Linked DNA regions of Homo sapiens: region 2 is linked to region 1. The links are chromatin loops, found by intact Hi-C in ENCODE. Cell type or tissue: mammary epithelial cell. All regions are shown on one strand. Each heading gives the region's core, and the rest is flanking DNA. Links, peaks and the distances in the headings are about the cores only.

The links. Hi-C counts contacts between places; a loop is a spot of excess contacts. Peaks named below come from ENCODE experiments on the same cell type or tissue, not always from the same donor. Only the 100,000 strongest peaks of a DNase experiment are listed, where the experiment ranks them.
Region 2: it touches region 1 in a loop (2.5-fold over the local background); 2 of 110 quality-filtered maps call a loop at or near these places.

Annotation. Positions count from the first base shown.
Region 1 is chr3:186,637,698-186,643,082 of GRCh38, forward strand. It overlaps FETUB (fetuin B), which reads left to right and starts at 2,702. Exons shown (of 7, transcript NM_014375.3): 1 at 2,702-2,988; 2 at 3,333-3,443; 3 at 4,774-4,861. The coding sequence starts at 2,764. It overlaps HRG-AS1 (HRG and FETUB antisense RNA 1), which reads right to left. Exons shown (of 3, transcript NR_187317.1): 2 at 4,257-4,431; 3 at 3,812-3,926. In mammary epithelial cell, for the core only: no CTCF peak of the experiment used is centred there; a DNase peak (open chromatin) is centred at 2,944; H3K27ac peaks cover 1,284 bases.
Region 2 is chr3:186,688,620-186,694,004 of GRCh38, forward strand. It overlaps the pseudogene HRGP1. Among named protein-coding and RNA genes, the nearest start is that of HRG, 25 kb to the left of the region's middle. In mammary epithelial cell, for the core only: no CTCF peak of the experiment used is centred there; a DNase peak (open chromatin) is centred at 3,232; H3K27ac peaks cover 439 bases.

The DNA.
Region 1 (5,385 bases), core at 194-5,193:
AGAATCTGCACCGTGGGAGACAAAGTGAGGACCACAGGGTACAGTCACAGCACTGACAGCTGTCCTTGGACATTGTCTCTGGACGTCCTGTGCACCAGGGCTGTGCTAAGCACCTTTGCATACTTCCCCTGTGATAAGTCCATATTGCAACCTCAGGAGATGGAGAATCCTGCTACCTTCCTTTTACATGGGAGGAGCCTGAGGCTCCCAAGAGCTAGACCTGGGCTGTCTGATAAGGTACCCACATGCAACTCTTGAGCGTCTTAACTGTGGCTACTCCAAATTGGGGTATGCCATAGTGTGAAACAAAGAATGTAAACTGTGCCTTTCATAATTTTTATGTTAATCACATATTGAAATTATAATATTTTGGATTGACAGGTTAAGCAAAATATTGTTAAAATTAATATCATCTGTTTCTTTTTACTTTTCGAATGCAGATACCAGAAATTTTAAAATTAAATATGTAACTTGCATTGTATTTCTATTAGACACACTGGATTCAACAAAACCTAGATTGATCTATCTCCACAGCCTTGTTCTTCACTCCTGAGCAGAAATTTAACTTCCATGCTGATACTAAAGTTGTTCCCATATGTGATGGGAACCAAACACAAGTGTACCTGGGTTGGGCTTCTAGGGAAAGAGGAACTCTATTCTCTTTCTACAGGCAGGTGCAACTGTGCATGTATACATATGCTGGGAGTGCCATTGTTTTATGAATAAGGAAACAAAATGCTGTGTGGCACACCCAGTGTCACAGGCCCTCTTACCGTGCAGTGGAAGAGGTGGAATTTAAACCCAAGACTGCCTGACACCAAAGGCTGGACTCTTCCCCTGCTTCCTCTCCCAGGGCTCCCATACTCCACAGCCTAGGAGAAGGCCAGCTCAGGTTGTTTGAGACTGGGTTGAAACCCAGGTGCATAAGTGGTGGTGCACGATTTCCATGTTATTGGATCTTTTTATCTGTTTGAGTCCTGCCTTTTATTTTAGTTGCACTCATGGCCTTCACCTATATAAGTCTAATATATTCCTCAGGTCCCAGACCATTCTCCTCCTCTTTGTTCTGCATCCTCAGGCCCCAGATCCTTCTCAACCTCTTTCTGTACGTTGCTCAAGCTCAATGAATGTTTGTCTCCTCACTGGCTGAAGCTAAACCTTTGTTGTGCCCCAGAATCTGAATGTCTGGTTTCTGTACCCATTTTGCTAGTATCGTTCCTATTTGAAAACAATGCCTACAGCCCACATCCACAGAGCTGGGATCTTTAGATTTGGGTTTTTCAATCAATCCTCAAAAACTATTTCTCTCCAGAAATTAATTAGGGCTGTGCCTCAGTTAGTTTTATGTAGTTATAACAGAATATCAGAGACCAGGGAATTTATAATGAACAGAAATTACTTTGGCTCATGGTTTGGGGGGCTGGGAAGTCTAAGATCGAGGGGCTATACCTGCTGAGAGCCTTCATGCTACATCATAACATGGTGGAAGGCATCACACAGGTGAAAGGAAGAGAGAAGGGGACCAAACACATCCTTTTATCAGGAACTCACTTTCAAGATAATGGCATATTCCATTCATGAGGGTGGAGCCCTCATCAGGATAGGATAATCCTCTCAGCATTACACAATAGCCACCACTGTGTACCAGCAAGCACACAGAAGGATTCAGCAGTTCCTAAACTTATTTGAATGCAGAATCCTTGGACAGGGACAGGAAGGAAGAGAAGGGCTAGGAGTAGGGAGAGAGTTAGGGGGTGGTTACTCACCTCATGGACTAGGGCTTTATAGAATGCCCTTCATGATAACCTCTTCTAGAGGCTTCTTTCCCATTTTGTCTCTTTTCTCTCATGACAAACTACTGCTGATATGTGTTTTTTGTTGAAATACAGTTTTTAAAAGATAATTGTCTTTTGTATGGTCCCAATAAGTAGAACCTTTCTGAATCACAAATAGAAGCTAAAAAAAAAAAAAAAAAAAGAAGGCAAGAGTCCCAACCAATGTGTTGCCACCCACCTGCCCTTCAGTATCTTTCTTTTAGCAAGAGTATGGGGCTTTAGTCTCTTAATGAGCTTGCTTCCATACATATGCATAAAAGGAAGAATAGGCTTGAAATACAATGTGAGAACTTTTTATATCTCTTTGACTTTTTCCCCTTAAGTAAAGTCATTGTTTAAAAATAACTTAAATGATGATAAGTAGAACATTTTCCACCCAGATGGCCAAAGTGCTTAAGGAATCTCAACTGTGCTTCTGGCAGATGACTGTGGGGTTCAACTACCTCCCTGATCTAACAAGGGCTTTGCACACAGAGTGTCAGCCAGGAAGTCTGAATTCACCAAGCACCACTGGGACATAAGATAACTATTAGAGTGGCCAAGGAGACCTCCACAGCAAAGGTGTTAGGGGAGAGGGGGAGAATGGGACAGTCCTCCATATTCCTATTCAGGAGGGGACCTGCAAATCAGAATCTAATCATAAGAGCCTTGAACAAATGTTATGATTTCTCAGGAAACAGTTGGGAAACTTAAATTCATTTGTATGTACAGGTGGATATGAGGTTGCTCAAGGGTCTAAGGTTAGAATCATTGGGAAATGCTATCCAAAGTACTGACTTAGGAAAATCCAAGTTCAGAATTCAAGGTGAACTTGGTTAGCCCTTCCAGTTGTAACAAAACCGCTCAAGTCTGCCTTAAAGAGCCTTACAAGCCAGCCAGTCCCTGCAGCTCCACAAACTGACCCATCCTGGGCCTTGTTCTCCACAGAATGGGTCTGCTCCTTCCCCTGGCACTCTGCATCCTAGTCCTGTGCTGCGGAGCAATGTCTCCACCCCAGCTGGCCCTCAACCCCTCGGCTCTGCTCTCCCGGGGCTGCAATGACTCAGATGTGCTGGCAGTTGCAGGCTTTGCCCTGCGGGATATTAACAAAGACAGAAAGGATGGCTATGTGCTGAGACTCAACCGAGTGAACGACGCCCAGGAATACAGACGGGCAAGTAGGGACAGTTCCCACTCTGGGGCAGGGATGTGGGCAAGCTGGAGAGACTGGCCAGGGTGAGGGAACCCAGAGACACCCTGGCAGGTGTTTTCTGTATTGGAAGCCCTGCCGAGAACTCTCTGTTCTCCTCTGCCAGGGTCAGCAACAACGCACTTATTGTTAGTAAAAACAAGTGTTAACAGTGATCCTACTCTGACACTTGTGTCAGATTTAATGGTTTACGGGGAATCTTCACAAATATTCTTTGGCTTTGCCATAAAGCAGGGGTTTTTTTGTGTGGTCTTTCTAGGTTTCTACTTCCTGTGAAATGTATTGCATTTCTCTACCCCTTCCCACAGGGTGGCCTGGGATCTCTGTTCTATCTTACACTGGATGTGCTAGAGACTGACTGCCATGTGCTCAGAAAGAAGGCATGGCAAGACTGTGGAATGAGGATATTTTTTGAATCAGTGAGTGCTTGTTTTTATAAACCATTAAGGGCCCTAGGGAAAGCAAGTAGGTACACTCTTTCTACAGGGTCAAGGGTGCTCAATATCTGTCATCTTTTAAATGGCCCACTTTATAATCTCCTGGCAGGTGCCCATAAGCTTATTCTAATGCTCTAGACAGAACAAAGTTTAATTCATGAGAGGGGTTTCTGAGAAGTCCCATTGGGGTCATGCAGAACAGAATGGAAAAGTTGCCCCAAGTTGTGTTTTTACCTCCAAGACCTTCCGTTAGGCTCTGAACCAGTGTTTCAATTGTGAGAAAAAGACCTGAGGTGTGAATATTCTGGACGTGGGGTTAATGTAGACTGCAGAAGTGATGGAGGTAGAGCTTTGTCTATTTGTTTTATTTTGCTTTGTTTCAATAAACTCCGATGCCAGGTTTGAGGGGAGGAAAATGGATGACTTGCAGTATGAAAGCTCTCAAGGGCGCCGTGTAAGGATTTCCTGAAACCACAGAGCATAATAAAGGGCCTCAGAATTAATCTTCTAAAGATGATCATAGAAGAGACTTGAAAATAGATAATCCATTTCATTTCATTCTTAATTATCCTGGGATGATTTTCAGTAATTGATATAAAACTTTACAGTGTGAGTACAGAATAGTGATGTAAGTGTTTAGAAGAAAACTATTTGATCAAGATATTTTCCTAATCATGTAGCCAATTGGTCAAACTGTACCCAACTTGATTTTGAAAAGTGAATATCCTGTTGTGAATTATATTTGTTATGGTGACACTAGCTACTAAAACACAGACACAAAAACTGTATACTCACTCTAACATGATAGAAGTTCATTTCTCACGCATGTAAAGTTGAAAGTAGAAGTTCCTGATTAGATGGGTGCTTTGCTCCAGGGGTGATTTGAGACCCAAGTTTATTCCACACTCTGGCTCTAGACTCTGCAGCCTCAGCTCACGACTTCCATGGTTACCTGCTCATCTGCATCAAGCTGTGCACAGAGAAAGAGCATAGAGGACAGTGAGAACGTGGGAGACCCTTATGAGCCAGATCTGGAAATGGTTACACCTCACTTCTGCTCACCTTCCTGTGGTTAGAACTCAATTATACACAGTCACACGTGTTGGGGAGGCTTGGAAACATATTCTAGCTGTGTCCTAGGGAAAGGTTAAACAGTTTGATCATCAACTGCAGTTCCTCCCAGCCAAAACCACAGAATTTGATCTTAAGTTTCTAACTACTTTAAAAGAAAATGTCTGACTTTAATTTTGGAGGTATTTTAAAAGCTCATAGTTGCATTCGCTATGTCATAAAATGCATTTGTTGGTTTCAGGTTTATGGTCAATGCAAAGCAATATTTTATATGAACAACCCAAGTAGAGTTCTCTATTTAGCTGCTTATAACTGTACTCTTCGCCCAGGTAAGAAATCACTACGATTTTGTTAGTTTTAATAAAGGATGGAAAAGAGTACTTAACCAGGTCTTTGCCAAGAATGTATAGGGTATCTCTCATTCTTATTTTCTGTTTATTCTTAATGCCAGTTTCTTAATATTTCCAGTACTTACCTCCTTACTGAAATTCATACTATACTGCTCCTCTTCCCACAATTAATCTTACTAAACTACCTCTACATTTATATGCTGCATCAGATCTTACATTTTCAGTCTGACATAAATGGTATAATTTCTATGACTGTTCCCTCAGGCTTCCTTTCTTGCTATCTCTGCCATTATTTCCCAGACTACACCAACTCTTCACTCCATTCTACTGGATGCCACCCTGTTTTCTGAACATGCACTGCAATTTCCAGTCTCTGTGTCTTGCTTGTGCCTCTCCCTCTGCTGAGCATGCCCTCCCCTGATGACCTCTGACCTTGGGACACACCTATTCTTTAAGGACCAACACCACTTCTTCCACAGTGTTCTCTATTCTAGAAAGGAATG
Region 2 (5,385 bases), core at 209-5,208, 51 kb after region 1:
CCTTCCTTTAAGAAAATTCAGTACATAAAATTAGAGATTTGGCTGGGCGCGGTGGCTCACACCTGTACTCCCAACACTTTGGGAGGCCGAGGCTGGCAGATCACCTGAGGTCGGGAGTTCAAGACCAGCCTGACCAACATGGAGAAATCCCGTCTCTACTAAAAATACAAAATTAGCCAGGCGTGGTGGCGCATGTCTGTAATCCCAGCTACTTGGGAGGCTGAGGCAAGAGAATTGCTCGAACCCGGGAGGCAGAGGTTGCAGTGAGCCAAGATTGCACCATTGCACTCCAACTTGGGCAATAAGAGTGAAACCCCATCTCAAAAAAAAAAAATAGAGATTTATGAGAGGTAGGAGAACATCATTACAGACATCATTACAGAGACATAGGCTTGGGTCAGACTTGCTTTAGTTTGAGTATGAACCTCATCACTTAGTAGCTGTGTAAGATTACACAAGAGGGCAGTTACTTAAACTTTTTAACCTTTTATCACTTGTAAAATGAGGATAGTAACAGCATTAGCTTTCAGGATTCTTGTTAGAATTGAATAAGATGCTCCATGTAGCACACTTTGCAGATTATTCTTAGCACTCAATAAATATTGACATCAATGTTTAAATGTCATGAATAGCTCTACAATTTACAAAGCAATGATACCTGTTATCTCATTTAATCTCCCAACAAGGTAATAAAATGTAGATTATGATACTGTCAACTTATGAAATAAATAATTGTGATTGGAAGAGGTTTAATGATTTGCCCTCAGGAACACAGCCAAGGTGCGATGAAGATAAGACTCTATACCAACAGTGTTGACACTAATTTCCATGCTCTTTTTTTTTTTTTAACTTTTTAAAAAAAGAATTATCACAGAATTTTTAATGGCAAATTTCACTATGATTCTATTTACAAAAATTCAATAGGCAAGCTACTGCTGAAGGAGGTTGTTTTAAAGAAAGACTGTGTATCTTCTCCTGTCTCTGGGCAAAATTTTATGTTAATGATACCTTCTCCCTTTTGACAAACACAGGAGGACTTCTTTAAAATATTAGCACTTGATGAGTGGCAGTGGTGGAGGCATCACGAGTAGGGGTAACAACTGAGACTCGGGCATCATAGGAAAGGAAGGAAGGATCAGCAGTTCAGTTCTGTTGCTGGTTGGCTGATTCATCTTGAAGAAGTCACTTACATCCCCCAACCTTCCATTTGTCTATCTGTAAAATGAAAGTTATTGTCCTTCCTTCCACTGAGCCCCCATTGCCATTTTCAAACCTTAACTGCGACACTGCCATTTTCTTTCTCTAGTCTCTTCAGCATTGGCCAATACCAAGGATAGTCCCGTCCTCTTAGATTCCCTCAAGGATACCGAGCTCTACAGAAAACAAGCCAACAAAGCCCTTGTGAAGTATAAAGGAGAGAATGATGACTTTCCCTCTTTCGGAGTGGACCAAGTGCAGAGAACTGCAAGAGTGTTGAGTCTCCACTAATATCCAGCTGGAGTCTGAGGGCCCAGGCTCCAACCTGGCAGCAGGAACTGAACGACACCCCCTCTCCACCTGCCTCACTGGACCAGCTGCCTTTTCATCTGAGGCCCCCATTGTAGCATTTGGAGGAATGAAAGCCAGGCAGCAGGTACCGCTCTCCGGGAAGAACTGCTCTCCCGCAATTTTTTACATTTTTTGGAGGATGTCGGGGCAGTGTGTATCTGTTAGAGAGGAAGGAAAACCCAAAGAGGAAATAGAGAAAGACAAGAGCATATGAGGGTTGTGTCATTAAAAATCATCCAATATTAACCTCCTTGCACTATGATAGAAAACTGAGGCTCAGAGAAACCTCACCACACCCAGTGGTGTGGCTGGAATTAGACAGTTCCCTGCTCACTCTACAAGGACTCAAGTGCTCCCACCCAGAACTGTTTTCAGAGCAGCTGGTTGATGTTTGTCATGCATTCAGAAAATGCAACAGTAAATCAATTGTGTTGCATATAAGAAATGAGGACAGTAAAGTTGCTCAAAGAAAATTTGAACTCATGTGCATTTGAAAGAGTTTCAAGACATATTTTTATAGGAAAATTTACAGAACAATATTTAGAAAAGAGTGCAAATGCTAATATCACACAAAAGTATAAAAACATTTCCAAGAATTGGGGAGAAATAAGATTTGGCACAAAAGTAAAATCATGTCCAATTCGATCAACCTGAATGAATTTGAAAATGCTCCTTGTAGTCAGGACTCCAGTGCTGAGACTTAGTCATTCCTAGCTTTTATTATTAGGCACAGAATGTAAGGGGAATAAATTAGGCTCAAATTTATTATATAAATGTATATAAAATAAGATGCAAAACTATATTTTACATCTGTCCCAGAAATCTTAGTTCTATTTTTTACATGAGTACAAAGATCTGTTTCACGGAATTTTTTATATCAGAAACAAAACTGAAAATAATTCAAATATTTATATCCCAAGTTTAAAAAAAAAAAGAAAAGAAAAGAAAGAAAGGGCAGGAAAGTCACTATGAACATGGCTCCACAGATTTTTAAACATTACACTCTGAACAAGGAGGAGATGGAAGAGGTTAAGTGTTCAGCCTTGAGGAGTAAGAAATGTTGATACCATCAACATTCTCAGACCTCTGTCGAAAATATTAACTAGAAATTACCAGTTTTCCAGTTTTCCAGTGTTGGTCTACGGATGGTTGACATTACATAATATACTTTTGCCACTCTGTATTGAAATGGAAAAACAAGGATTTTCAGACATTGCAGACAAACTGGATCTGTGTAGCGACTCCCTCCTGTAATATTTTTGTATCTAGCATTTATTCCATCTAAGGACTATTCTTTACTCTCACATGGGCTTCTGAGGTTTCTATGGTTTTCCTCACCTTTGTTATCTTTTATCACTCATTTTGTGAAACAGTGATGGTGGTAGGTGATAGTTGTTGTTTATGTTTTAAATATCAATTGGGCTAGATAACAACTTTAGAACCCTTTTTTTTATCCTACTTTTCAAATTCATGTGTGGAATCCAAAATCTGAGTGCCATTGGTCTAAATCCAATGTCTAACTTCTCTTAGAAGTTGAATGTCTAGCTTCTCATTGTGTGTTACATGATAATATTTATTTTTCTGTGTCCTTCATCAGACATGTACGATCATGAATTGCGTGCAACCCCATTTGACCTATCCGCTCCATCCTGGTGGGCGTGAACATTCTCCGATTGCCAAGCCTCCATGTAAGGATCCTTGCCAAGCCCCAAGGATCCAGAGATCATCGTCATCCTGAGAAGCCACATGAACACGATGCCCACTTCCAGTAGATGAAAAAGGTGACTCAGACATTAACCACTTCAAGGGGGGGCTCCTCCACTATTGCCCCTCAGGGTCCAGATGCAACCATGTTTCTTCTAACATGATTGGAACACAAAGTTACTCCCATAATCATAACTCCAGTGAGCTTCATCCTCATGACCATCATCCCCATGGACACCATCTCCAAGGACCCTGTTCCTATGCACACCACCACCATGGCCGTGATTGCTTTGACGATGGACCCTGTAACCCACCACCCTATAGCCAAGGTCCCCAAGGTCACCATTGCCATTGCCACGGCCCACCACCTGGGCACTCAGAAGGACGAGGTCAAGGTAAAGGACACTGTCCCTTCCATTGCAAACTGCATCTGTGTACGGACTCCCTCCCGTAAGGAAAGGTGAGAAGCTACCACTTCCTGAAGCCAATTTTCCCAGCTTCCCATTGCTGCATGATAACAACCCTCTAAAGCCAGACATTCTGCCCTCCCTCAATCTGCCTCTGAATCATGTCCAGGGAAGTTCAAGAGTGAGTTTCCAGAAGCATTCAAGGCTTTTGGACATACATTTCCCAAACAAAATGCAATTCTTTTGATGGGGAAAAATGTATAATAGTTTGAATTAGAATAATAAATTAAATGACCAACACTCATGAAAATCACTGTTCCTTTCACCTTACTTGCATACTCAGGATGAAGCAAAATATGGATGGGGGTGGTGATGGCCTGAGATAATAGATCAAATGGAAAGGAGAGGAAAGAGCTCAGTGCTGCCAATTAGTAGTCAATTCTGTCACTCGCCACTACATCACTTTAGGAAATCTATACCCCTCAGAATTTCCTTCTTTCCTGGACTGAATGCTAATTCTAGAGTCTCTGTTACCGCTTGGGCTATACCTGGGCATAGCAAGAAAATATGGTGCTTAAACTATTATTAAAGTGACCTAAATTCTCTCCTAGTGATTGTTTCTAGTCATCTAAATTTCCTTTAGGAAAAATAAGTTAAATTCAATCATGAAGCAAACAAACCTCTGGCTATAAATTGCAAAGAAGCTTGCTAGCATGAATCATGACCATAAATTCAGGTGCACAAGAAATGTCGCTTTATGTTCAGAACAAATTAATTTCTATCTCAGGTTGCCATCCTATTGGGCTAACAGGAAATTTAACCCCAGTCCTTTTTGGAATTCCCTTGCTCTGCCCTGCTACTTTCCACAGTTGGGCCACAGTTCTAGGATCTCACACAGTTGCCAAGTGGTTCAGGTAGTGGAATCAGGAGGTCAGATCCTTGATCATTGGTCCAACAGTTGTCCCTGCTGAGGGATAGTCAGGACACTGTTCACATCACTCTTTGAATCCAGTTTATCTGCTACTTCTGTAGCAAACTGTAAATGCAGGAGTGTCTGTACCCTAGCAATGGACATGACTGCCAAGCTATAGCACATGGCTACTCTCTCCCTGGGATCTTGCAGCCTTCCTGGCTGCGTGCCCAGAAAGCAGGGCAGAGGTGTCCTCTGCCTCAGAGACCCCTCAACCCACTGTTCTTCTTCTATCTTCTCCCTCAGCTAAGGACTCTCTAGTCTCAGGTAAGTTCACTTTATTTATTTATAGGGCCAGAAGACTCTTTTTTTCACTCCGTAATCTTCTTTCTTTTTCTGTCTCAAATCAGGGCTCGATCATTTGAAACAAGCTAAAAGAATTCAGATTCTCTATACCTTCCAACTGCAATGGTGATATTCAAAGTATTGCATAACCAATGTGAAACAAGCACTGACCAATCAGACCAGAAACAACAACCGATCAGAACAGCCGCCATCCATAAACAACCAGTGTCACCACACCGGCAGATGCAGCTGAATGTGGCCCTGCAGAATCACATTCCTCCTGGAGGCATGGACACCAGGTCAGCTGCTTGAATGAGGAAGAGAGAAAGGTGAGTCCTGGGGAGAAAAAGGTGAGACCCAGGGAGGACAAAAGATACAGAGGTTAATAACTCAGAATATATCTTCCCGCACAAGCACTGGAGTAGAGTTTAATAATTTACAAAGTACTTTCATAAACATTGCTTGAGTTAA